Regions from separate parts of the Mus musculus genome. Here all the other regions are linked to region 3. A link is a loop called in an ENCODE intact Hi-C map of the cell type or tissue named here. Cell type or tissue: left cerebral cortex. All regions are shown on one strand. Each heading gives the region's core, and the rest is flanking DNA. Links, peaks and the distances in the headings are about the cores only.

The links. A loop is a pair of places that touch in the nucleus more often than their neighbours do. Peaks named below come from ENCODE experiments on the same cell type or tissue, not always from the same donor. Only the 100,000 strongest peaks of a DNase experiment are listed, where the experiment ranks them.
Region 1: it touches region 3 in a loop (2.5-fold over the local background); 13 of 42 quality-filtered maps call a loop at or near these places.
Region 2: it touches region 3 in a loop (2.1-fold over the local background); 6 of 42 quality-filtered maps call a loop at or near these places.
Region 4: it touches region 3 in a loop (2.5-fold over the local background); 6 of 42 quality-filtered maps call a loop at or near these places.

What each region holds. Positions count from the first base shown.
Region 1 is chr17:46,647,508-46,652,826 of GRCm38, forward strand. It overlaps Mrpl2 (mitochondrial ribosomal protein L2), which reads left to right. Exons shown (of 7, transcript NM_025302.4): 2 at 1-51; 3 at 730-871; 4 at 965-1,080; 5 at 1,152-1,262; 6 at 1,528-1,601; 7 at 2,377-2,625. The coding sequence ends at 2,589. It overlaps Cul7 (cullin 7), which reads left to right and starts at 2,831. Exons shown (of 26, transcript NM_025611.5): 1 at 2,831-3,208; 2 at 3,930-4,511; 3 at 4,953-5,104; 4 at 5,218-5,319. The coding sequence starts at 3,938. In left cerebral cortex, for the core only: a CTCF peak has its summit at 3,053 (motif pointing left); a DNase peak (open chromatin) is centred at 2,988; H3K4me3 peaks cover 1,516 bases; H3K27ac peaks cover 1,338 bases.
Region 2 is chr17:46,702,777-46,708,095 of GRCm38, forward strand. It overlaps Ppp2r5d (protein phosphatase 2, regulatory subunit B', delta), which reads right to left and starts at 2,226. Exons shown (of 15, transcript NM_009358.3): 1 at 2,057-2,226. The coding sequence starts at 2,083. It overlaps Gm52314 (a long non-coding RNA gene), which reads left to right and starts at 2,849. Exons shown (of 2, transcript XR_003952400.1): 1 at 2,849-2,932; 2 at 3,766-5,319. In left cerebral cortex, for the core only: a CTCF peak has its summit at 2,280; a DNase peak (open chromatin) is centred at 2,324; H3K4me3 peaks cover 2,535 bases; H3K27ac peaks cover 1,160 bases.
Region 3 is chr17:46,546,260-46,551,578 of GRCm38, forward strand. It overlaps Srf (serum response factor), which reads right to left. Exons shown (of 7, transcript NM_020493.2): 3 at 5,272-5,319; 4 at 4,642-4,761; 5 at 3,586-3,777; 6 at 3,177-3,253; 7 at 580-2,919. The coding sequence ends at 2,824. Cul9 (cullin 9) reads right to left here and starts at 129. Exons shown (of 41, transcript NM_001081335.2): 1 at 1-129. In left cerebral cortex, for the core only: a CTCF peak has its summit at 3,120 (motif pointing left); DNase peaks (open chromatin) are centred at 956 and 3,134; H3K4me3 peaks cover 463 bases; H3K27ac peaks cover 551 bases.
Region 4 is chr17:46,626,836-46,632,154 of GRCm38, forward strand. Ptk7 (PTK7 protein tyrosine kinase 7) reads right to left here and starts at 2,669. Exons shown (of 20, transcript NM_175168.4): 1 at 2,433-2,669. The coding sequence starts at 2,487. It overlaps Klc4 (kinesin light chain 4), which reads right to left. Exons shown (of 16, transcript NM_001357130.1): 14 at 5,198-5,313; 15 at 4,993-5,056; 16 at 3,794-4,238. The coding sequence ends at 4,188. In left cerebral cortex, for the core only: a CTCF peak has its summit at 2,965; DNase peaks (open chromatin) are centred at 2,276, 2,650, 3,008 and 3,273; H3K4me3 peaks cover 1,728 bases; H3K27ac peaks cover 945 bases.

The sequences.
Region 1 (5,319 bases), core at 261-5,260, 100 kb after region 3:
ACACAGTTAAACCAGTGAAGATGAGGAAGTCTGGGGGTCGAGACCATACAGGTGGGAAAAGGGCCTGGAGCATTCAGGAGGAAAGTGTGTTAGGCTCCTGGGGTTTTTTTTTTTTGTTTGTTTTTTGTTTTGTTTTGTTTTTTGAGACAGGGTTTCTCTGTGTAGCCCTGGCTGTCCTGGAGCTCACTCTGTAGACCAGGCTGGCCTCAAACTCAGAAATCTGCCTGCCTCTGCCTCCTGAGTGCTGGGATTAAAGGCGTGTGCCACCACTGCCCGACTGCATTAGCATCCTGGATGTCTATATAGCAGTGCACTATAGCTTGTAAGATGTCATTGAGGTGCATCTCACCGTGTGGGTCATGACTGAAGCTGAAGAAGAGACCACAGAGAAACAGAAAACCTGCTCAATGCAAGGGACCAACATTATAATGGTTTAATGATGGGAGTCCAGTGTATATCCCTTCCAGTACAGTTTTAATAATCATATTTTTATTGAGCCATATAAGTGTTACCCCACTACTTTTGCAAGGAAGCCCTGGCCTCTGTTCACCCACATACTGTGGCTCGAACCTGGGACCTCAGCGCTCACAAGGCAAGCTCTGTACTGCTATACCACCAACCCTTTGTCGTTTTTCTGTTTGTGATATAATAGTGAGGGAGTACTACTGTCCAATCTAGGCTGAGAGTTATTCTAACCTGAATCACATGCCTGAACTGTCTTGATCCTAGGCCGCATCCGAGTGCATGGTATCGGTGGAGGCCACAAACAGAATTATCGCATGATTGACTTTCTACGGTTCCGGCCAGAAAAGGAAAAGGCACCAGAACCGTTTGAGGAGAAGGTTGTGGTAGTCCGCTATGATCCTTGTAGGCAAGTTTGGGATGGGAAATGATGATGGTGTGGTCTGAATTGTTGTTTTGTAGCTTCTCAGAAAATGTGGGCTTTGTCCATCATCCTGAACAGGTCTGCAGACATAGCTCTGGTTGCTGGGGGTAGCCGGAAGCGCTGGATCATTGCCACGGAAAACATGAAGGCTGGAGATACAATCCTGAACTCTAATCACATAGGCAGGATGGCAGGTGAGGGATGGCTGGTGGATGTGTGGGGTGGAGGTGGCTGGGTCTTGTGCTGATGAGATCCTGTTTTCTAGTGGCCGCCCAGGAGGGGGATGCACATCCACTTGGGGCGCTGCCTGTGGGGACCCTCATCAACAACGTAGAGAGCGAGCCTGGCCGGGGAGCCCAGTATATCCGAGCTGCAGGTATGGGCACAAAAGCTACACACATCCCACAATTGGGATAGCACTATTCTGGGAACCCTTTAGACTCACATCTGTTCCAGGACAGGAAGAAACAAACAATGAGAGGATCAATCTGTGCTTTGTTTTAGCCTAGATCATAGTGTATGATCTTCTGTGTTTCATGTGCCCCCCCAAGGGCAAAGGAAGGGTGGCATGTGGCCTCAGATCCCCATGGAAACCTCCCTCTGATTTGTGGAAGGTGGCCAAGCTGTTTCCCCTTCCCCAGGGACATGCGGTGTGCTGCTTCGGAAGGTGAACGGGACAGCCATTATCCAGCTGCCCTCGAAGAGGCAAATGCAGGTGTGTATGGGCACAGATGGGAGGGGTCAGCAAAGAAGGAAGTTTTGGCCGGGCAGTGGTGACGCATGCCTTTAATCCCAGCACTTGGGAGGCAGAGGCAGGTGGATTTCTGAGTTCAAGGCCAGCTTGGTCTACAGAGTGAGTTCCAGGACAGCCAGGGCTACACAGAGAAACCCTACCTCAAAAAACAAAAAGAAAAAGAGAAGGAAGTTTTAGAATGTCCCTCAGTGTCTCCCAAGTGTTTATGATGCCAGGCAGTGCCTCCCTCTGTGTCTGCTCTGTTTCTGCTACCTGACTAAGCATGCCATATCAGGCTGGAACTTTAGAGTCGAGATGCCCTTCCCAGCCAGGCCGGGCCATCCGTGTCTGTAACCCCAGCATCCCAGACACTGAGGCAAAAGAAGCAAGCCACCTAGGCTTTCTCAAAAAACCAGAAAAAGACGTAGGTTGAACCACCAGGTTGGAACTGGCTTTTAATCCCATCTCTCAAGAGTCAGAGGCAGGGGTGTCTTGGTGCAGTGCCAGGTCAGCCAAGACTACATACCTTCCCAGACCCTGACTCCAAAAGAAAACCACAGACACAAACATAGATATGGGGAGTCTTTTCCTTAACTTTTAATTCATTGTTGGACCCACGTTTATATTCTAATGTTTTGTGTTTCTCCCTTCTCCCGTCCCTCATTGAGTGTAAGAAGTCACCCAGAGTAGTGTTCCCAACACTGCCCTGCCAGCCTCGTGTCCCCACCGGTGCGTTCTTGTCTGCTTCTCTTGTCAGGTGCTGGAGTCATGCACTGCAACTGTAGGCCGAGTATCCAACGTTAACCATAACCAGCGGGTCATCGGCAAGGCAGGAAGGAACCGCTGGCTGGGCAAGAGGCCTAACAGTGGGCTGTGGCAACGCAAGGGAGGCTGGGCCGGCCGAAAGATTCGGCCACTACCACCCATGAAGAGTTATGTGAAGCTGCCCTCCGCTGCTGCCCAAAACTGATTGCCCTGGACTCTAATAAAATGTCTCTTGTTTTTATCTCTTACTACCTTTTCACTTGGGAGGGCGCGGTACAGAATGGACAAGAAGTAAACAGGGATAGAGGGAAGAGGATGGAAAAACGGATGGGGAGGGGGCAGAAATGACCTCCAAGGTCCTATCCAGTTCTGGCTTTGGGAAATGGGAAGGCACTTCCGGCAGCAGGAAGGAGGACTAAGAGGAAGAGGAAAGGGCGGTGCAGGACTGGAGGGCTGCGTCGTCCAGGTGGCACCCGCTACTCCGCCCGCTGATGGCCCCCGGCCCCCAGCTTTCCGCTAAATCAGGCGGAAGCGAGCGGTGGCTGGAGCAGGCGGCGGAGCCTCGGAGCGCCTGGAGCACCAGCCAGGACTAGGCTCCACCCTGCAGCAGGCAGTGCGCCGGCGCGCCTCGGAGGCCTCTGCTGGTCACGCCCTCTGCCCGCCTGTCTCCTGCAGAGGCACGCCCCCTCCTCTGCGCCTAGACCCCTTCAGGGGGCCCAGGCGGGGCCCAAACACTCGCCAGCGCCGCAGCCGCCATCGTGTTCCGCGCGTCCCTAGCTCTGCAAAGGACAGGCCTCGCGCCAGGATCCCGGCGGACTTCTGAGGTGGCCAGAGCCCCACCGCAGCCCCTGCCCCTATTCTGGGCTTCCGATCGACCGCGGAGCCTCGCGTCTCCTTCCCAACCGTGCTTCGGGACTATCCTTTACTGGGCCTACCTCCCCATCCTATCCCACCACGCCCTTTCCGGACCTTCTCGGGTCTTGATTCCCATCCACCAAGCCTCGCGCCGCTTATCCATCGGACCCCTGATGCACCCTTCTCCCGGCCTCGCGCCTCTGGTCATGGATGTCTCCCATACCTTCCCCTTCTCCCAGCCCATCGTGCTTTGCTGATGGCCATTTCTGTGCCCTTTCCTTTGGGCCTCACAATCCAGTGCTTCAATTTAGAGACCGCATCCCCCTCCGACACAGTTCTGGGCCCCCACACACCCGTTTCCCTAAATTACTTTTATCTGTCCCAGGACCTTGGGCTTCATTTGTAAATCCAACACTGCTCTATGCCACTGCCCTTCCGGGTGTTCCGAACCAAACCCACTCGAGGCTGCGAGCCTTAGAGACCTCTTAGCTCCAATATTTTGCTCTTGAATAACAAACTCCGCAATGTTCTTCTGTCCAGTCCAGGTCTCACCGGCCGAAGCAGGCCCAACTTTACCCCACCCAGAATAACAGCTGTTGCTGCTTTCGCTCCTCCAACTCCTGGATGCCCTTGTTTTCTGACCTCCCTCTCACTCTAGCTTGCCTTTTCTCTCTTCCTTGTGTGTCTCAGGTGCCACGATGGTAGGGGAGCTACGATACAGGGAATTCAGGGTGCCCCTGGGGCCTGGCTTGCACGCGTATCCGGATGAATTGATCCGCCAACGGGTTGGCCATAATGGGCACCCCGAGTATCAGATCCGCTGGCTCATCCTCAGGCGCGGGGATGATGGGGACCGGGACTCTACAGTGGACTGCAAGGCTGAGCATATCCTGTTATGGATGTCTGACGATGAGATCTATGCCAACTGCCACAAGATGCTGGGCGAGAATGGCCAAGTCATCGCACCTTCCCGGGAGTCCACTGAGGCAGGGGCCCTCGACAAGTCTGTGCTGGGGGAGATGGAAACAGATGTGAAGTCCTTGATTCAGAGGGCCCTTCGGCAGCTGGAGGAGTGCGTGGGCACCGTGCCTCCTGCCCCTCTCCTTCACACGGTCCATGTACTCAGTGCCTATGCCAGCATCGAGCCCCTCACTGGCATCTTCAAAGACCGCAGGGTTGTGAACTTGCTCATGCACATGTTGAGCAGTCCTGATTATCAGATCCGCTGGAGCGCAGGCCGGATGATCCAAGCTCTGTCCTCCCACGATGCTGGTGAGGGACATTTGTGGTGGGGGAGGGAGAACAGGAGAGGGTCTGGGTCGGCTCAGGGATTCAGAGGACACTGGGACAGGACCTTCTGACCTCATCAGTACGGAATGGCTCAGTTGTTGTTCACTTTTAAGTTGGAAGAAAAAAAGAGGGGGCGGGGTAGGGAGAATGTTTGTTGTGGAAGGGGATGGGACGGAGGGGGGAAAGACTGCATAAGCAAGAACATATTAACCCATTAGCTTTTTATGCAGAAGAGCTTAGACTGTTGCAGTGTGTGTGTGTGTGTGTGTGTGTGATAGTAAACGTTGGCTCTTGAAGCAAATCAACAAAATATGTCATTCCCAGCGAGTGCTGGCAAAGGATTGGTAGTGAGTAGAAAGCTAGGAGAGATCCCTGGAAGACTGCGCTTAGGGAACTGTTTCTGATTGGAGGTGTGGGTTTCAGGGACCCGGACCCAGATCCTTCTGTCATTGAGCCAACAAGAGGCCATTGAAAAGCACCTGGATTTTGATAGCCGCTGCGCTCTGCTTGCACTGTTCGCCCAGGCTACTCTCACGGAACACCCGATGTCTTTCGAGGGCGTTCAGCTGCCACAGGTATCTTATGAGGGTCCGAGGTAGTGGGAGCTGTGGACTTGCCACAGAGGGTACTGTGGAAAGAGGGCAGAAGATGAGACAAGATGGGTGAGGGTCAGAGGTGTATCCCACAGGTCCCAGGACGGCTGCTCTTCTCCCTGGTAAAACGCTACCTGCACGTCACCTTCCTCCTGGATCGGCTGAACGGCGATGCAGGGGATCAAGGAGCCCAGAAC
Region 2 (5,319 bases), core at 280-5,279, 160 kb after region 3:
CCACAGTTCATTCCCACCCAAGGCTGAACACATAAAGTCTGTAAGTGAGCCCAAGTGAAGGCCCAGGAAAGACTTCCCCAGGGAAGCAGGGAAGGATAGCGAGGAGAGAGGGGACAGGTGACAGATGAGCAATAAAGGGGCCTCCACCCACCTGTCTCTGTGCCTCCACCCTGGTACACCTCAGTCACACTGTCATCTCTCTCCCCCTCAGAACCTGAAGGAGGCCAAACGCAGCCCAAAATCCAGTGCAGGAGATTAGCTCTCATAAAGGCCTCCCTGGCTGCCTCCACGCATCCCGGTCCTTCCTGTGCCCTTTCTCAAGCAAAGCACTCACAGCCTGACGAAGTCTAAGAACGTCCCCTCTAATTCCCAATCAGCCGCCAGACAGATGGGACAGGATCTGGTCCACAGACTAGAAACGACAGGCGCTTAAGGAGATCACCCCTTCCTCTGAACTCCACAGCCCCAGTCCCGGGCTTAGCTATCTTGAGTGCACAGTTTCTATTGCTGGATGGCGCCCATTGGCAAGCCCACTCCCCAAGGATAAGACCCAGGTAGGGCACACAACTTTGCCTGGCTCACCACCCCCTGTCCTGTGCTCTATCTAACTCTCAGACCGAGACAGTGACAGCCCAGAAGCAGAGCCTCCTGGCAAACACACAACAGCCCCGGGATAAAGAGTTTGACTGATATGGTTAGAGATGGTAGCCCAGCATCCATCAGGGGAAAAATGAATGCAATCCACCTCTGGGGTCATCAGGAGAGTGGACCACGAGACCAGGCCAGAGCCAGCCCAACACAAGGGGCCAGCCCAAAAGCTGGGGAGTCTGAAGACCAGTTCCAGCCTCCCCAGCTGAGTCTGCTTCTCAGAAGAACCACAGATCAAGCAAGAGCAGCAAACAAAGGGAAAGGCAGGGACAGGTCAGGGTGGTTTGGAGGCAAAAGATGGCAAAAGACGGTAACATCAAGAAATGGCCTGTGGGGTTGGGAGTGTAGCCCAATGGTACTGCACATGCTTAGCATGTGCAAGACCCTGGGTCTGATCTCTGCCACTGCAAATAATAAAGAAACCGAGTGTACTGGACGGCAGAATGAGAAGAAAACTAAACAGAACAGGCCAGAAGAAAGGGAGAAATCCTGTCCTGGTGCAAAAAAAGGAAATGCAAAGGTTATCCTAAGGAATACAGGGAGGAGCCTCTAACAGATTAGAAACCGAGTCCCGTCTAGGGTGAACATGGAAGCCAGCTGATGCCAGTTAGGCACTTGCACAGAAGAGCCCTCCAAGTTGGGAGACCTGATATTGCAGCTGGGCCTCCAGCAGGATGTGTGACCTTGGACAAGTCCCTTCCCCTGACCCGGCCTCAGTCTCCTCATCTGTACCACTAGCATGCTAGTCTGCATGTGCTCCAAAGCTCCCTTCCAGCACAGACGTTCTGGGGTTCCATCAACAGAAGAAGGGCTCGGTCCTGGCTTACAAGTTTGTGTGTAAAGGAAGACTCGAGGGAGGGGCCTAGGCCAGATTTGGGCGGAGGAGAGAGAAAGCAGAGCGGTTCTAGGTCAGGGGCTTGTCGTGGGGGGGCGGGGGGGGGGAAGGAGGGACTGTACAGAACTGTGGAGAGGCCGTCTTTTAAGCTGGTGAGGAGAAGAGGGAAGGGGCTGCTCAGGGCGGGGGTGGGGGAAGTACTGGAGGGAAATGCGGTCTTAAATGAGCACTGTCCCAAACCGTGGGGGATCGGGGACAGATAAAGGCGGGGAGAAAAAGCAAGGGAGTGAGCCGGGAGTGGAGCAGATCTGGAGGGGGCCGGGGATAGGAGCAAAGAGGAAGGGAAGAGGGATAGGTGGGGGGAAATCTGTCCGGGCAAAGACGGAGAGCTGTCCCAGCTGCTGCACGGACTGGGGGTGCTGGCAGTCGCGCGGCCCTGGGGCTGGCCGCGGGAGTGCTGCGGGGGGCCGGACCAGAGGGTCAGTCTGAGGCTGTCCCGGGCCTGCCTCGGGCCCCTCCCAGAGCTGCGCGCAGGCCCGGCGGCGGAGGCGCAAGGGGAAAGGCCACGCTCACCTTATCCTTCTTCAGTTTATAGGACATCTCGGCCGGTCCACACCCGGCCCGGCTCCTGCGGCCCCGCTCCGGCTCTGCTCGGCCACACTCGGCCCGCTCGGCGTCTCTTCGCCACCGCCTGCGCGCTGCGCCCGGGCCGAGCCGTGGCTGCGCTTCCAATTGGCCCGAACTCTTACAAACCTGCCTGAGAACCAGGAGCCGCCTCCTCGGATTGGTCATTGGAGCCAAGCAGCTTCCCTTTTTTCTCATTGGAAAGAAAGAGTACAAACCGCCAGGGTTCGGCTCCCAGAATTGGCTGGAGTGGAAGGTCCCGCCCTGAAAAGGGTCGGGCTTCGTGGAGGAGGCGGAGCCATGGGGAAACCCGAGCTTGGCTAGCAGATCTGTTCTCCGGCGTCGCCTTGTGCGTCGTCCTCTGCTATTCTTCAGTCCTTTGAGCTCTGCTCCTTCCCTCCAGAAGTGGCTCTCATGTTCTCCCCTGCTCTTCTACCTGCCCTGCTTCGTACGGACTGGAGGAAAAAGGCCCTAACACGAAAAGGGCACCTTTCTTCACAGGAATTTAAAGTAGCTCAAATTGCACACGTGAAATGATAGAGAAGACTCCCAAGGGTACTCCCGGGCATTCATCAAGTCTGTCCTAGATCACAGTTGCAGAGGAGCAGAGGGGAAAGCCTATCAGCGGTGGAACCGGGCTGAAATAAAATAAGAAACCCTGGTTTGCTGCAGCTTCAAGACGTGGGTCCCTGTAGCTGCTGGAAGGGTGCTGGAATCGGTAAAACAGCTGCGTTTGGAGCCACTGAGAATGAAGTGAAAAAGCAGCCTCATCGTTCCCTACCTGAGCCCTGAGCCGCCGCCGCACCCAAGCTAGTGTTCAAGTGGGTAAGACTGGGTTCTTGCCCTCAGGTAGTTCCCACTCTAATGAGGTTCACAGACTCGTATTAAGAGACGATTAAAATACAATCACATAAATTACACAAACCTCAGAATGACATGGAGGAATATATTTTAGTTATCCTAGTAGCCAATAGATTACATTAAAGAACTGGAGGAGGTCCATCAAAAATAAATCTGCGAGCTGGGTGTGATGGGTTTGCCCCTGTAACCCCACCTCTTGGAAGATAGAGGCAGGATGATCAGGCGTTACAGACCAGCCTTAACTATAGCCAGTTGCAGACCAGTTTGGACTACAATAAGAACCTCTTAAAAGAAAGAAAAAAAAAAGACAAAAAAAAAAAAAAAAAAAAACCTACCCGCCACCACAAACAACAACAACAAAGAAACAACTCTCAGAACTAAAAAGTTACAAATAAGCCTGTGGCCGTTTGTTCCCCAGGAAAGAGGTCTTGGATTCCCCCAGGAGCATGATAACCAAACAATAGTCAATCATCCTTACACAAAGAGCAGTAGCCCCAATATTGGGAAAGATGGGGGCTGGGAAGATGGTGCTCTTCCAAAAGACCTGAATTCAGTTCCCAGCACCCACATTAGCTGCTTCACAATTGCCTGTAACTCCAGCCCCAAGGGACCTGATAGACACATGCATACATACATACATACATACATACATACACACACACAATTTTAAAACTTCAAGAACAGAATGGAAAAAAAGACAAGGCTCAGTGGTTAAGAGTACTTGCTGCTCTTCCAGAGGACCTAAACTAGGCTCCCAGCCCCCACAACAGCTGGCTCACAACCACCTGTAACCCCAGCTCCAGGAACCTGACGCCCTGCCCTCCTCTGGCCTCCCTGGGCACCTGCATAGGTGGCATACACACGCACAGACACACACATGCACGTGAATGACTTTAAAAACCGGAATGAAGAAAAGCGGATGAGCTCCGGAGACGTGTACAGTCAACGGGATTCGGTGAGTCACTGGATTCGGGGAGACAGTATCAGGGAAAGGATGCATTGAGGGTGACTCCTAAGTGATGAAAGATGGTTAGAGGGAACTGGTGTCACAATGGCCAGAGGCAGGTAGAGTCTGCTAAACACTGAATAGAACACTTTGATTTTGCAACTAGGAGGTGTCGGGTGATCTCTGCCAGGGAAGCTTAAGCCAAGTAGGAGCTTGGAGTGCCTTCAAGAGTGAGCACAGGGTAAGGCCAGCACGGAGAGGAGCCTGGCTCTCATACAGAATTGCATTTTGCTCGGTGACTAACACTGAGTTGAGGGGAGCACACAGTGAGGCTGCATTTCTACTATTGTTTGCATGGGGAAGAAAGGTGTTTGTTCGCTGGTGGATATTCCTATCTGTACAAGTGTAACTGAGGCAGTTGTCCTCTGATGGAGCTGATCAACAGATGTCCTTGCCCATACCCAAAACCTCAAGATGCACTGTAGTCCTGGGGCATAAACTTGCCACTGACTGTGTAGCCTCTTTAGACCTGCAGACCTTGGTTCCTCTAGGAAGCAGGGGACAGAGACACATAAAGTTCGGCTGCAAGTGGGATTTTTTTTTCTTCTCTGTGGGAATCCAAGTCCCCAGGGCCTTCTTTTTTGTTGTTCTTGCCACAGGGTCTTGCTATGTACCTCAGGCTGTCACTGAACCTGAAATCACCTCTCCTCAACCTCTAAAGTGCTAGGATTACAGTACCACAGTGGGCAGTCTGGTTTGCATGCAGTTTTACAATGTAAAAGGAGGGACTGGGATTGGAGCTCAGTGCTTGCCAGGCATGTGTGAGGCCCTAGGTTAAACCCCCAGTAAATGTGTGTCTGAATGCACCAATGTAGCCAGGCATGATGGTGCACATCTCTGATTCTCAAACTCAAGAGGCTGAGGTGGGATTGCCATGAGTTCAAAGCCATCCAAGGGTATACGGAAAAACCCTGTCTCAAAAAAACAAACAAACAAACAAACAAAAACAAACAAACAAACAAAAAAAAAACAAATCAAAGCCAGGTGTGGTGGCACACGCCTTTAACCCCAGCACTCGGGAGGCAGAGACAGGTGGATTTCTGAGTTCGAGGTCAGCCTGGTCTACAAAGTGAGTTCCAGGACAGCCAGGGCTATACAGAGAAACCCTGTCTCGAAAAAAACCAACAAAACAAAACAAAAAAACCCACCACCAACAACAAAACAAAAACAAAAACAGAACAAATCAAACCCAGTACTTGAAGAGTTGGAAGCAGAAGGATCAGGCTCCACAGTGAGTTCAAGAGCAACCCTCAAGAAACCGAGAAGAAAGTGCAGTCTGTGAAAATACCATGGCCATCCTCAGCAGCAGCACTTGCTGCAGGAGCACAAGAGCCTGAGCTGCATC
Region 3 (5,319 bases), core at 157-5,156:
CCGGCTGGACCCTCGCTGTCACCCAGCAGCGGGTCCCGCAACTGGGCCCGCCTCCTCCACAGCTCTTTTCCGGGTCACACGCCGGGCGCACGCACGACCCGGGCGACTACGGGTCCTACGGTGGCCCACTGCGAGCGTGGCAAAGCGGCGCGTGAGTGGAGCATGCGTATTAGCCGAGGGAGTCAGCAACCAGTGTCCTTCCCAGGTAGTCCGGTGTGAAGCATCCTGCGCTCCACCGGGTCCATCTTCCTCTCCCACCCACCACAGCAATCATCTCCGCATTAGTTAACCCATACTCCCATCACCGGACTTGTGTGTGTGTGTTGTTGTTGTTTCCCAGCGCTGCCCAAACCCTGCGGTATTTTAGATCATTGGGTCACTTTGACTTTTAAGTAAAACCCCTGACCTTCCCTGAGCTGCTGGCAAAACCATGCATTAAGTCCTCGCCCAGATCTCTTCAATCATGTAGGATTGAACAGTCCAAAGCACACCGCAGCTTGGGACAGACTTTAAGGGATTGTGCTCCCTCCTCCCTCCCGATGCTAAAAAGATCCCAAAGACACAGCCAAAGACCCCAGTCTGTGCACAAAAATGATACATTTATTGAAAGAGTATTTTTTTAATACAAAAGAAAGCTCTGTACAGAAGATGTGACCATGTCCACTATTCCTGGGTCAACATCCCAGGAGAAGTAGAAACCACGGATATACCACACGCACTCCACATTCACACACGTATTCACTCGGACACAGGCGCGCGCACACACCCCTAGAGCCACTTAATTAGGGATACACCAAGGGTTGCTGCACATAGAAATGCCACCTCAGTCCTGCCTGACAAACAGGTTCTCCCAAGGCCACAATCACACAGCACACGTTGGTAAGCACTTGGCCTGAATCACTTGCCCAGGCTCTATCTTTTGTGAGGAGGAATCAACACCTCCGGTGTTGGGGGAGGGGCCATGAGTGGGCGGCAGAGGAGTGAAACAGGAGCAGAGAAGGGGGCTGGGCAGTTACAGACCTGAGTCCCAAGCTCCCCAACTCTGACCCCTGGTTTACCATGCCCCAGTCTTGAAAGCCACCCAAACGCCCCAGCTATTTCCAGGAGAAAGGCCAGAAAGGTGGCATCCCAGCTGGGGAAGACAGTAATGGGGATTAGAGGTTCAGGGGGCTCTTAAACGTCAGCAGATCATCCCCATGAAACGTAGGCTGTGCATAAAACCTTCCCAACCCCTCCACCTAACCGCAGAAGTAGGCTTGTTCCTACTGAAGGCAGCAACAAGGGTTTAGTGACACCCTACCCCAACTGCCCTCCCGGAAAAAGCTCCTTTAATGGATACAGGTGGTTTAGGCTGGCTCTGACACAGGGTAAAACACCCTCCCCTATGCTAGCCCACCCTCAAGGTCCCCAAAGGGATTTTAAGGGATGGGGCATGGCCCTGTACAAATTACATAAATACTGAGGTTACACTTAGAAAAATAAAGTCATTTTCTTCAAGGCTTTTTGTCTTAATTTAAAAAAGTTACAGTAGCTGCTCACTCCCTGGGAGAGCTGCCCACCTCTGGCCCCCCATTGCTGCACTCAGCCCAAGAGCTTTTACCTCTGACCCCCATTCCTGTATCTCCCTACCTCCCGAACTCCATCCTGCCCACTGCACCTTGGGCCCCAGGTATCTGCAAGCCTGGGGGAGCACAGGCTGCAACGACCATACTGTGGCACAAAGGACATCAATCTCCTCTCCCTGACCCCTCCCACCCCACCCCCACATTTGGTCTCCATCTTCCCTTTTCCTAGCAACAACCCTAGAGGGCAAAAGAGGCCTAGAACTGCGGGACCTCCCATCCCCCTTCTGTGGCTTGGCCTGAGGGCCCCTCCCCCACCTTTCTCCTGGAAAGAACCCAGGATGTGGAGCAATCCCAGAATCTCCCACACACACACACTGGTGGACCCCAAGCTCATGGGGTGGCTGTCCCCAGGGGCCCAGACAGTTCTAGGGAGCCCAAGAGCTTCCCCAAGAGGAGTTTGGGCAGGGAGGGGGATGAGAAAAACGCCATTAAAAAAAAGTTAAATATTTTAAAAATATATATTTATAGATTTGTTTTCACGTCATCTCCTCAAATAAAAAGTTCAAAATCAACTCTTAAGTAAAGCAGCTGGGAGAAGGGGGAAGACCAAGGGGAGGAAGAGACCGCTAACAGTGGTTCCCTCCAACCCAGGAGCCCCTGCAGGTCCGCGGGAACAGAGGCAAGGCAGGGCAGGCGGCCCCAGTAACCTGCCCGGTGCACAGGCCCAGCTGCTTCAGGAGCTGAAAGGGGCAGAGGGCATCGGCTGAGGGCACAAGCCCCCATATCTCTCCCAGCTGGCTCCCTGAGGGGCAGGGGCCGGGCTCTTTTGACCCAGACCATGGCAGACACAAAGCTAACCAGAGGTCGCCAAAGAGGCTGGAGAGAGGGCCCCAAATGTTTCCTCGGACGGGAACACTGTGCCCAGTCCCACAGAAGGCCTGTGAGTGGGAAGGTGGCACAGTCCCATCGGGTCAGCTAATACTCATAGCAAATTGAGCCAGGCTGGCAGGGGGTCTGAGGAGGGAGGAGAGCTGCACCATCAACAGCATGACAGGCAGAGCAGGAAGGAGGGCAGCTGGGGAGGGCAGGCAGGCCCGTTTCTTTGGCTGGAGTGAGAGGGCATAGTCCTGTGGCTGCCCGCTCCTTCTCCCCGCCTCCCTCCTTCGGCCAGTCAGTGTGTGTGTAAAGAAACCGTGAAAAGGCAACAATAAATAAGTGGTGCCGTCCCTTGGGCCGTCTGTCCAGGGTGACGGGCGGATCATTCACTCTTGGTGCTGTGGGTGGCATCCAGGTTCACCACCTGTAGCTCGGTGAGGTTGCTGCTGCTCCCAGCTTGCTGCCCTATCACAGCCATCTGTAAGGAGGGAGGTGTGTAAAGATGGGTAAGGAAAAATACGAAAAAAAGTCTTAAATTATGTTAAATAATAAAATTAAAAGTCTTCATTAAAAAAAAAAAAAAAAAAAAAAAAAAAAAAAAAAGGAGGGAGGTGTGTGAGGACAGGAGGGAGAGACCGACCAGCAGGCTGAGCTCGGGCGCCTCCTGCTGGCCTGCCGTTCTAGTACTTGCCCAGGGGAGACTGGCTGAGTGGGCCAGGTCAGAGTCCACCTTACCTGGTGAAGCTGAACTGCAGAGACAGGGATCTGCACGGTCCCAGACGGTGCTGTCAGGAACACCTGAGGGACACCACCTGCATCGGAAAGCATGGGAGATACTCACTAACTTGCTCAAGAGGAGCCCTAGATACTGGAGGAGCATGATATTCACAAGTGTCTGGGAAGCCTCAGACACGTGCCCAAGGGTGTGTGCCCATAGCGTCCGTCTCACGCACAGCATGAGGGTGCCTGTGGTGTGAGGGTTTACATGCGCAAGAGTGTCCACTGAGTGTGAGATCCTTGCAATTGTGCAGGAGTATGTGTGGGCATTGGGAGAGGGGGTGGAGTGAGGGTGCATGTTGGCGCTGGAGCCTGTGGAAGGGAGAGATAAATGGTCCTTCTTGCTTCAGCCCTGCCCTTCCCTCACCTGGCTCCTGGACCTGGCTGTGGGACACCTGCATGGTGGATGGTGCCTGAGAGAAGGCATTGAGCACGGTGAGGCTGCCATCAGCCAGGCCTGAGGTGGGGGCATACATCACTGCATGGGGACTAGGGTACATCATGTGGCCACCCACAGTTGTGGGTACAGACGACGTCATGATGGTGGCGGGCAACGTCACTGGAAAACACAGACACACATCAGGGAGCTGATCCCTCCTGCTATCTCTCATCCTGCCCCAGGGTTCCAACCTTCAGGGTCTTTGTACCATGTCCTATGGCTCGAGTTTTTCAAAAGCTTGTTTCTTTGCTTCCTGTCAACAACAATAAAGTCTAGCTTTTTCCTCTGAGCTCAACAGCCCACTGTTCTACGGTGGGATTGTGCGTCCATCAAAGTCTCTGTTCCCAGACCCTACGATCGCAACCATGACCTCCTCCCAGGAAAGTCAAGGCAGTTTCTTAGGGAACTCCATTGCGCGTATCCTCCTCACTCTTCCTCAACTTACACCTAAGAGGTTCGTCCTCCAGACAAGCACATCTCAGATGTTACTGTAGGAGCTTACTAATGCGCAGACTCTGACTCACTTGAGACTCTTGCTTGTCCCCCGATTCCCAGGCCCTCCAGTCCTAGAGCAGAAGGGATTCAGCTAATGTGTAATAAATAAGGCGGGAATGACAATAACTTACACGTGAGAGTTCACTCTAATTCTTGAAAAGACCAACAGCGGCAGAGAGGAACTAGAGACCTACAGGGAGACCTAGAGTGTCTCATCGGTGACAACTGCTCTCGGGCCTCCCTGGTTACTGAGCAGGTTATTTTTCAATGGTTCCTTATCTCTTGATTCCCCACTGCAGAGCAGGGCTCAAACCTTAGCGTGCTTACCTAGGTCTCTTCTAAGGATGAGAGAAAAAGTCCAGGCTCTACTTAGTGAATTCCCTGCGGTCCTGAGCATGGGAGAGACATGCCGCTAAGTCCCTACTTCTAGGCTTCCTGTGGGAAGGCAGGGCACTGGGGGCTGGGGAGGAGAGTGGCAAAGAGTTATACCTGTCCCGCTGGAGGAGGTCTGCGTGAGGTCTGTGCTGCTGTCACGAGAGGGAGACGCTTGCTGTGGGGCCTGGTGCACATGAATGGCCTGCACAGGGACCTGCTGGGCCACTGCCCCACCTATAAGACACAGTGTTTTACTTGGGTTCCAGCCTATGCAGCTGCCGCCTTCAAACATGCTGGACTACTGTATTCCCAGGCCCATGCCCTGGCTCCCCTGGGACCTGAAGACATCCTATATGCTCTGAATGAAGTGAGTCCCCTCTTCCTCCTGTCCCAAGCTCTGCTCCATCTTCAGCTGACCAGGAGCTAGCCTTAATCTATCAAGGCCATAATCTGTCCCCAGTCACAACAGACGAGGGGGAGAGCCATCCCCACAGCAGTGGAGGTGCAAGGGCGAGCTGGTCAGACAACACCAGTGTGGAAATGAACTTAAACCACCACCAACAACAGGGATCTCACTGGGCAGAGATTGTCTTCCAAAGGGAGGCGAGATGATTCTCTTTGGCTCTAACCCATTTTACCCTCCTTGTCAAAGAAAGAGGTCCTCCTGGAACCAGTCCTAAAATCACTCAACACCCTCAATTTGTCCCAGAGAGAACAAACCTCTCCCTGCCCCTTGTGACTCACCAGGCATGAGGGTGAAGCTGGTAGGCAGCTGCATAAGGCCCCCAGAGG
Region 4 (5,319 bases), core at 230-5,229, 81 kb after region 3:
CTCGCACACTCGAACTTCAGCACACACACCAATAAATGTAAAAAATAATCTAACGACAAGAACAAAAATCCCAGGTTTTGGCCAGGTGTGGTCCTACTATCCTCTAATCCCAGCTCTCTGGAGGCTGAGGTAGGAGAATCATGAGTTCTAGGCCAAGGAGGGCTGCACCATAAGCCTAGGGCCAGCCTGGAGCATGTAATAAGACCCTGTCTAAAAGGGGGTGGGGGTGGGGGTGTCTGGGTTCTCAACTTTAAGCCTTCTCTTCCTCCCCCACCGTATTTATCACACCAGGGATCTCAAGGTTTGGACCATAACTTGGGTATTTACAGCATAATTACCCAAACTTCAAAAATGGCCGAGTCTACAAACCTGGGCAGGCTAGGTCCCTAGCCCCAGCCTCCTTAACAGTGAGGTCTCCCTACAGCTTCAGTTAATGACACAGTTAAACAACACGATGGGGAAATGTGCTTCGATCTATTAAAACCTCCTTGTCCCCTGAAGACATGCATCTGGGGTAGGTAGAGTCCCTGGATCTCACCAGCAGAGCAGGCGCCTCCGCTGAAATCGTTTACAGCACACGGATAGGTTTCACACGAAGGCACATTTGGTGGAACTGATTTAAGGCTCTCATTAAAATGTTTCTTTGTGGAGATACCCCCCAAACCCCTCCTATCCAACCCCCCCCACACACACACCCTCCCAGAACACCCACCACTAGAGTTCACATCTCGAACATCAAGAGTCCTCAGAGAAGAAATTGGCAATGTAGCGTGGTTGAGCAAGGGCCATCTCCACCAGAACTTGCCTTTGACTTCAGAAAGCTAAACCGCAGCAGCAAATACAGCTACATCTAGCAGAGCCACACACACCAAAACCCAGCAGCCAGCCGAGGAGGCCTGTGAGCTGGGGCTGCCTGCCCATATGGTTGGGCCTTCATCCTGGCTGTGTTAAAAAACAAAACAACAACAACAACAACAACAAAACCTTACATACTTCCTCTGGGAGCAGATGCAGGACTTTGCCATGAGCAATGACTACCCCACACATAAGGAACACAGGACAACTTAGGAACACCAGCTTAAGAGACCCCAGGGTTGGTTTTTAGGCTATGCCTACCTCTTTATAACTGGGGGTGGGAAAGACTTTCATTCTCTGGTCCCTAAACCCTCAACAGCTGGTCAGGAAGATGACAGTATACAATTCCCTGCCCCTGCCCTCCCGGCTAGAACTCATTAAAGAGAAGGCTAAGTAAGTTCTTTTTAGGTTAAGGACTAAGACACCCCCACCCCCACCCCCGCAGACTGTCTCCCCAAGGAGGGCTGTTTCCGCAGACCACCACTGGTAGTTTTGTCTTGGAAGGTAAGGAGGGAGTCATTTGGACCAGCAGACTGGGTATATGGGTGGCTTGGCGATTTCCGGTTAAGTCACTTACAACACCTTAGTTGTGACCGACTCTCAGGTGTGATCAGCCAGGAAATAAAAGTCTGCGGGACAGGGTGCCCCTTGTTTGCCCTGGAGATGGGGGGGGGGGGCGGGGGGGCCACACCCTCACCAAAGTAGAGAGACCCTTCACGAAAAGCCAGAGTTGGGCGCTCTCTCTCTCTCTCTCTCTCTCTCTCTCTCTCTCTCTCTCTCTCTCTCTCGTTCTATCTCTCTCTTTGCCTTTCTGCCCTTAGGAAGAGAGACAATCCTTTCCTCCGAGAACACGGACACACGGACAGGATGGAAATCCAGGAAACAGCAAAGCAAAGCCCGTCCGCACCTTGGCAAGCCGGCCATGCCCGATTTTGGCAGCGGCCTTCACTCATTAGTCACCACTACAGCCTGGGACCCTCCGCTCCAGGGATACGACCCTGGCACCGAGTAGGCTCAAGGCCTAGTTGGAGGAGAAGATTAGGCACTTCTCAGTCTAACCTGCCCTCACCCGCAGGGCCATCTGGGGTTCCAGCTTTGCCCCGGAACTTGCAGGGAGGGACCCGGGCGCGTCGGGCCGGCATAGGTAACAAAGCTCCGCGCCAGGCGCGCCCCATGTCAGCTCGGACGGGATCGGGAGCCAGGCCTATCCCCCTCATCTGGGCTCCAAGGCCCGGGGCATTCCTGGGTGTCCGCGTCCGCACCTTTTCACGGGATGGGAGGGCACTGCTTCTCCAAAAGGGAGATCTTAGCAGAGCTTGGGAGCCAGCGACTCCGGGCAACGCTCGAGCAAACTCTCGGATCGGGCGGAGAGAACTCACAGCAAACGCGTCCCCGCGCCCCAGTGCACCGTGTCGCCACCGCGTAGGGGGCGTCGCCAACCCAGGATCCTCGAGCCCCTAGCGAGCCTCTCCACCTCCCCAACTGCCCAGCCCACCTCTCCAGGGCCCTTCCAGCCCCCGGGACTCCCGCGCTTCTCAAAGCACAGCTCGGATCCTCCCGGTTCTCGGGGGACTCACCGGCCAGCAGCGGCAGAAGCAGGGCTCTGAGCAGAGTCAGCGGGCGGGCTCCCATCCTGGCGGGCTGCAGACGAGCAGCGAGGTTCAAGGCACACGGCGAGCGGGCGCGCGGACCGGAGCGCGGGGGCCGCCGCAGCAGCTACAGCCCGAGCCCGAGGCGTCCGGAGCTGGAGCCGCGCGCGCCCCGTACATCCAAGCCCTCGAGCGCGCCGCCGCCGCAGCCAAGCCACGCCCCCGACGCCCCCTCCTCTCCGCCTGCACGGCGCCCCGCCCCCTGACGCCCCCTTCCCCGCCGTCGAGGGGAGGAGCTGGCAATAGAAAGAAGGATCTGGGGAATGATGGGGGGGGGGGGGAGCAGCAGTGGCCGTCTTAGGGGAGTGCCGGAGACCTGGGTGTTGTTCCCACCGCCTAATCTATCCACTGGGACGCAAGAGAACCAAAGTGACTCTCAGAACTCCGTTAGGCCCTCTGAACCTACCTGGAGATCTGGAGCAATAGTTTGCCCAGAATTCTCCAAGTTGCTGGAGTTAAGCAACCCAAAGTGCTGCATGAGACAGACCAGCAGGGTGTCTCAGAAGAAGGCAAGGAGGACATAGCCAGGATGTCTCAGAAGACAAGGAGGGCACAGCTGTGGTGCCCGGTGGAACAGATGTAGCCAGGGAGGGGGAGGGGCGTGCGTGACACTGGACAAATCTGAACCCAAGGTAGAAACCCTGGGCTCCAACCCCCAGCGAGAGCTATTAAACAGACATACATCCCAAGTCCATCTCCAAGCAGTCTGGGCTGTGTCAGGGCATGGCCAAATCTCCAGCTGTGGGGAGGCCCAACGCAGCCCTTGTTCCAGGCACCCTCCACCCCCAGCGCCACCACCCCCACATTCTTTCTTTGTTGTGAAAGCAGCAAGGGGTGTGGGAGGCGGGTCAGAAGAAGTCAAGCTTTAGAAGATGGGCCCCAGCTGCTGACAGGCCTCCAGGATATGCAAGAGAGGATGGATAGCGCCTTGTCCCCCTTCTGGCTCTGGAGGGCCCCCCAGGCCTGCTTAGACCTCCCTTCCCCCAAGCAGCTGGGAGGGGGGAAGGAAGCCACAGAGGGCCTCACAGGCAGGAGAAGTGGCGCCAGGACTCCAGGGTCCTGCCACATGGCCACCACATGTCCCTGACAACCCCGTCCACAGCACCTTCTTCTTGTGTGCCTCATTCCCCATCCCCCAGAAGTCTTCCTCCAGGCCCTGCTAAAGAGGGTACAAACACGGAGGGAACCATTGAGCCAAGAATTCAACAGTCCTGCACACTACCACTGCCCTCATCCTTCTAGGAAGGGTCCTGAACAACGTCTTCAATGAAGACTCCGAACACAAAATGTTACCTGGTTCATTTATTAAAGAAACAGTGAAATATGTGGACCTGTAGTGAGGCAGCAGAGGGTAAAAGAGACCAGGGCAAGGCAGCCCAGTTGGCCAGCCCCAAACTGACAGAAGAGCCAGCATCAGGCGCATCCCTGAGGTGCAGACCCACTTTCTCCCACCTTGGGAGCCTCAGTCAGCTACTCTAGAGGACTCCAAAGTAGAGATCATGTTATCCTGAGGGCCCTTCCGAAGGGGGGTTCCCAGGGAAGGAGCCTAGACCCTAGAAGCAGCAATCTACCACATACACCGCTCCCTCTTCACCATCCTATTGAGTTGGGGAAGAGACAGGAGCCATGGGGAATGCTGTAAGGGCTGTGGGGACCCAGCAGACTAAAAGAGGGAGTTGAATGTCAGCTACTTGAAGAAAGGTCCACAGTGCTGGCGCTGAGGCCCCGGGAGACCTGAAAGAGACCAGCAACCACACATCACTGCAAACTCCTGGAGTCTGCCTGCTCTGCAGAGACTAAAGATGGAATTTCTAACCTCAACCTAAGCTCTAGGACTTTGCTTAGGCACGGTCTACTGGAGGAGCTACGGGACGAAACCTGGGCAAGAATGCTGGCTTGCACAGTGAATGAGCTGACCCAAGAGCTCACTGTGTTGAACTGGCTGGCAGTGTTGCCTGCTTTCTCTAAGGGAGACTTCATGCTGCTGGTGTTCCTACTTCCTCACTGAGACCTCAAGGGAAGGAGTAAGACACGGCCAGCAGCTCTAAGTCACTCTGAATTATTACCAGCTTAGAGAGCACCAGTGGCTGGTACTCTCCTGAATAATTCTGACTGAATCCTTTAGCCAGAAACTCTCTCTCTCTCTGTCTCTGTCTGTCTATCTGTCTGTCTGTCTTTCTCTTCTCTTTCAAACCAGGTTTCTGTGTCACCCTGTCCGTGCTGGAACTCTGTAGACCAGGCTGGCTTTAAATGCAGAGTCCCACTTGCCTCTGCTTCCCCAGCTCTGAGATTAGACATGTGTCCCCCACTGCCCCTGTCTCTCGATGCCCAGCACCTCCGATGCCATGCTGTCAGTCTGACTCCTGAAGAGCTCCAGTCTCCCAGGCCACCTTCACTATGGTGAGTCTTCCACCTTCCCAGTTGCCCCTGGGACTGCCTTGGGGAGCCCTTCCTCCCTCGGCCCTAGGGTGTCCCTCAGCACGCTCACCTGGAGGGGGGCTGCATTGGGTTGGTTTAAGTAGTTCAGCGAGGCCGCCCGCTTCATGCTGCTGCTGCAAAGAAAAAGAGAAGTGAGGCCCCCATTGCTCCTCTGTGTAGGACACTCTAGGACATTTCTCCGGCACCAGGAGGTGCTGCAGGCCAGGCCTGCTGACCTGCTTTGTCATAGTTACCCCTTGTCACTTGTCATGTACCTGGAAGGTCGCGGCTCCGTCCCCTGGAGCTTCCTCACCAGTAGCTCACTGCTCCTACGAAGCACATCCCGGATCTTGCCCAGAGAGCCGCTCCTCTGGAGGGTGCCACTGCCATCCTGTTG